2 separate regions of the Homo sapiens genome follow, and region 1 is linked to region 2. A link is an interaction called in ENCODE POLR2A ChIA-PET data of the cell type or tissue named here. Cell type or tissue: B cell. All regions are shown on one strand.

Evidence for each region. Peaks named below come from ENCODE experiments on the same cell type or tissue, not always from the same donor. Only the 100,000 strongest peaks of a DNase experiment are listed, where the experiment ranks them.
Region 1: POLR2A ChIA-PET joins it to region 2 with 5 read pairs; 2 of 35 experiments call an interaction of 5 or more read pairs at or near these places.

The regions. Positions count from the first base shown.
Region 1 is chr11:71,984,770-71,987,269 of GRCh38, forward strand. RNF121 (ring finger protein 121) reads left to right here. Exons shown (of 9, transcript NM_018320.5): 5 at 2,235-2,342. Among named protein-coding and RNA genes, the nearest start is that of IL18BP, 13 kb to the right of the region's middle. In B cell, no CTCF peak of the experiment used is centred here; a DNase peak (open chromatin) is centred at 1,512; H3K27ac peaks cover 1,225 bases.
Region 2 is chr11:72,715,640-72,718,139 of GRCh38, forward strand. All of the region lies in intron 3 of ARAP1 (ArfGAP with RhoGAP domain, ankyrin repeat and PH domain 1), which reads right to left. Among named protein-coding and RNA genes, the nearest start is that of ARAP1-AS2, 16 kb to the left of the region's middle. RefSeq lists enhancers at 1,485-1,985, 2,290-2,500. In B cell, no CTCF peak of the experiment used is centred here; no DNase peak of the experiment used is centred here.

The DNA.
Region 1 (2,500 bases), 730 kb before region 2:
TGTCTATTTTTAGTAGAGACAGGGTTTCACCATGTTGGCCAGGCTGACCTCAAGTGATCTGCCCGCCTCGGGCTCCCAAAGTGCTGGAATTACAAGTGTGAGCCACCACGCCCAGCCCTGTAACTAACATTTGATAGTGCTTTACAATTTCAAAGCACTTTTTAAAAATAGAGATGAGGTCGCACTCTGTCGCCCAGGCTAGAGTGCAGTGCCATGATCACAACTCACTGCAGCCTCATCCTCCTAGGCTCAACCAATTTTCCCATCTCAGTCTCTGTAGTAGCTGGGACTACAGGCATGCTCCACCTTGTCTGGCTATTTTTTAATTTTTATTTTTAGTAGAGACAAGGTCTTACTGAGTTTCCTAGGCTGGTCTCGAACTCCTGAGCTCAAAGAATCCTCCCACTTCAGCCTCCCAAAGTGTTGGGATTCCAGGTGTGAGCCATTGTGCCTGCCCTCAAAGCACTTTTGTGAACATCCTTATTTATACATGTAGCATTTCATGAACATGTATTATATACCAGGAAATGGGCTCTGTACAACCCAGTAAAAAAGGTAGCAGGGTTTTCCTGTTTTACAAAGAAAATCACCTCTCTTGTCTCAAAGAGGTGATTTGACTTATCTGAGGTTATCCAGCTACTAAAACATCACTTAATCCATATTGAGTTTTTTGACCTAAAATTTCACATCCTTTTCACCGTGTCTCTCTCTTTTGTGATCAGTGCAATCCCTGGAGAATAGAGCTGTGTGTGTTCTTTAAGACAACACTAGAAGGAAGATATTTGGGACCTTTCCCTAGCCTGAGAAACCATCACTGCTTGCCTGGCCACAGCAAGGAGGCATGGGCAGGGAAGGACCTTGACTTTCCTCCCTAGGGTTCAGCAGGGTTGGTAGTAACCTAGTCAGCTCTCAGGAACCACACAGGCTTGTGCTGGTTATTCAGACAGATTACTAAATTGTTCATTAGCTCCCATCACAGATAGAATAGTGGCTCCTGATGACAGGGACCTACTCTTGTAGCATTTAAAAGGCTCTGGTTTGGCCAAGCACCAGTGGCTTATGCCTGTAATCCCAGCACTTTGGGAGGCTGAGGTGGGAGGATCCCTTGAGCCTAGGAGTTCTAGACCAGTCTGGGCAACATTGCAAGACCCCATCTCTAGCCAAAAAAAAACAAAAAAAAAGGCCCTGGTTCCTTCAGGGAACCATCTTTCTTGCTGAGTCTAGTAGCTGGGATCCACCAATTAGGTTGTACACTGTCTTCATTGGCTCCTGGGGCACACTACTCCTCCTTCAGGAGCATGAACAACCCCATTCTACTTCACCACCACCACACACTTTCATCCAACTCAAAGGTACTTCTTAAGTGCCTCTCTCCCTTCTCCCTCAGAAGAAAATTCATTTCAGAAGCAAATTCATTACACATCATTTCTTTCATTTTTGGCCTGTGGATAGGAGCAAAGCTGTATTCAGACTAACCGGGCCCAGGTACAAACAACCTGTAGCTCATTCTACCTCTGATTCATCTCTTGAATTCTGTTTCTGAACAACTAGCCTTCCCTGCCTGTTAATCTTCTGAGCATAGTTGTGTTTAATACTTTTTACTTCCTCATTTGAGGTGACATAGCTGTCTAAGGTCAGCTGTGCTCCTTCTTTGAGGCAGAAACTGCCTTTTTAGGAATCTTTTCCTTGGTCTGAAACCATGAAAATACAAAGCATAGCTGGGTGTGGTGGCTCACGCCTATAATCCAAACACTTTGGGAGGCTGAGGCGAGTGGATCATGTGGTCAGGAATTCGAGACCAGCCTGGCCAATATGGTGAAACCCCGTCTCTACTAAAAAAAATATAAAAATTAGCCGGGTGTGGTGGTGGGCACCTGTGGTCCCAGCTACTCAGGAGGCTGAGGCAGAAGAATCGCTTGAACTCAGGAGGTGGAGGTTGCAGTGAGCTGAGATTGTGCCACTGCACTCCAGCTTGGGTGACAGAGCGAGACTCTCATCTCAAAAAAAAAAAAAAAAAAAAGAAAAAAAATACAAAGCCCTAGTTCTTGAGTATATGGAGGCATTTCTGCAGTTAAGGGAGTGAGCAGCTTTGGATAGTAACTGAAGTTGCTCAGTAAGTCCTGAGCAAAGACCCTGGTGTCCCCATTGATGTGAGAATAAAGGATTCTGGTGATCAGGACCATTAAGGCCAGAATCTCTGTGTCAGCTGCACTAACCTTCTCTCCTTTCCCCAGGTTGGTTTATAAGTGGTTCCTGCTAATCTATAAAATCAGCTATGCCACTGGCATTGTTGGCTACATGGCTGTCATGTTTACCCTCTTTGGTCTTAACTTATTATTCAAGTGAGTACCCTTTGTTTTTGTTTTTGCTGGAGTTTGGGGAGGAGTGACTGTTGAGATGTACCTCTTGTTGCAAGTCGTGGTTATTAACAGGAGGGACGTAATATCCAGGATAGGAGACTTGGGTGCTGTGGGGGGATGGGAGAAGACAGGCTCTCCAT
Region 2 (2,500 bases):
AGCTCACTGCAGCCTCAAACTCCCGAGTTCAAGTGATCCTCTGACTTCAGCCTCCCGAGTAGGTGGGTCTCAAGGTGTAGAGACTGGGTCTTGTTATGTTGCCCAGGCTGGTTTTGAACTCCTGGCATCAAGCAATCCTCCCACCTCGGCTTCCCAAAGCAATCCTTTAACTCTAAAACCACATTTCCCTTCTCTGAAAGTCTTCCTTGACCCTCCTTTATGCTGCTCTCCATTAAGACCTTCATACAAATGGCTGGGTGCAGTGGTTCACACCTGTAATCCCAGCACTTTGGGAGGCCAAGGCGCGCGGATCACGAGGTCAGGAGATCGAGACCATCCTGGCTAACACAGTGAAACACCATCTCTACTAAAAATACAAAAAAATTAGCCGGACGTGGTGGCAGGCGCCTGTAGTCCCAGCTACTCAGGAGACTGAGGCAGGAGAACAGCATGAACCCGGGAGGTGGAGCTTGCAGTGAGCCGAGATCGCGCCACTGCACTCCAGCCTGGGGGACAGAGCAAGACTCCGTCTCAAAAAAAAAAAAAAAAAAAAAAAGATCTTCATACAAATTATTCTAAATGACATTTTTCAAAGTATCTCCTTTGTGCCAAGATCTGAACCCTGACTCCAAAGTTTATGAGCTTCTTAGGACACTTGGCTACTTCCACATCACCTTCTACTATACTTGTCTCTTCTCCAGGTGTAGATAAAAGTTAACCAAACCCTTTCCTCTTCTGTGTGAAGAGCTGGCCTTCGGCTAGGTTTCCAGCTCTGTTCCCCTAGAAACCTGCAAACGGTGGCGTGTCAGCCCTGTTACCAGGCAACCACTGCCTTTGGCAGCATGGCCTGTGGAGGAACAGCATCTGGACGGAGAGAAACTATAAGCAGATTCTATATCTGGTAGAGAAACCGGAGCTTTGAGCTTCGCTCAGTGTGGTGACTTGCAAACTGGGCACATCGCACACAGGGAGTTGAAGCCACACCTGTGGGGATGTTAGAAAACTACTGGCCCCTTAGGTAAGAGCTTTCAAAGCCAGGATGGCTCCCTATGAGTCACTATCCACTGTGAGACCCAGTCCTTCACTCCTGAGCTGTCACTTGGAGGGCCACAGAGAATGGCTCCTGGACAGCTGCATGGGCTGTGGCTCGGATCGCTTCAAAGACCCCATGGCAGACGAAGGCCTGCCACTGCCCTGGCGGCAAGCTGCTCCCTACCCAACGGGCCTCTCTGGGAATCTGGGGCCAAGGGGTGGGCCTGTGGGAGTCTTGAGTCGGAACGTACTCTCACAGCTGGACCTATGAAGACCCCCTGGTGGGCACTGCACCAGGCCGTCTCCCCTACATGACCTGAGTCCCTTTGGGGCAGGGGCAGCATCTGACTTGGTACCCCCGCAGCCCAGTCAGTAGCAATAGCATGTGGACAAGGTGGGTGGACAGGTGGGCAGGTGGAAGGGAAGGCAACGGAAGGGGTGAACGATGACCAAGCAACTGAGGGAGTGCCTGAAGGCCCAAGAGCATGAGCTGGGGTGCTGGCCCCAGCTGGTCACCTGCGATTCCCTTAGAGACTTCTTGATGGGCAAATCAATCCATCACTGCTGCCTCCCAGAGCCCAAGAGGAAGGCGCCTTGGAAACCCGGCCTGGGATCAGCAGAGAGCAGAATTCCAAGCTGTCAGGCCAGGGCCAGTCAGACCTCAGTCCAGGGAGGTGGGGACAGGTGCCATCTCTCCAATGCCAAGCAGGATTGAGGGAGCCTGGCTCCCAAAGCTCCCCCAGGTCTGAGGGCCAGAGCTGAGGGGAAGGTGGTAACCATAAATAAAAACTGCCCACCTGCTCGTCCGCATCCCTGGGGTCCGGCAGCATCAGCCCCCCTCCTCTGGCACCACAGTGCATCTCCCATCACTGTCCTGATCAACTGCGACGGGTCTGTGCATCTTGGGCAGCAGGCACGTTCCCTGAAGCAAGCTCCACACCCTCCTTCCTCATTGGGGTAACTCCAGCACTCAGCAGGGACTTACAAACACCTGGATTCATTAATTGTGTGTATGCGTGTCTACATGTGTGTGTTCCCAGCCATTTTCTGAGCACTTGACATGGATTCTTCATTCATCTACTCACAGCGCTCTGTAAGGCTTGTCATGATTCCACTTTACAGAGGAGAAAACCGAGGCACAGGGATGCTAGGTTATTTGTTCTTGGTGCCACAGCTGGGATGTGAACCCTGGCAGCCCAGTACCACAGCTGAGCAAATGAGGCCATGCCAGGGTCCCAGGGCTCCTCTGAGGCCAGCCTCCTCCCATGGGCAGCCAGGTCTCAGGACCCATCTGAGAGGGAACACATCACTGCCCTGCCCACGGCAAGAAGGGAGAGGGAAACAGATGCAAAGGGCTCCTCTCCCAGCAGAGCTTCCACAGGGAAGGGACCGTGTCTCACGAAGGTGGAACACAGGGGCCTCTCGGAAGCATCTGGGAAATTCTAGCCACCTTCTCCAGGAAGTCTCC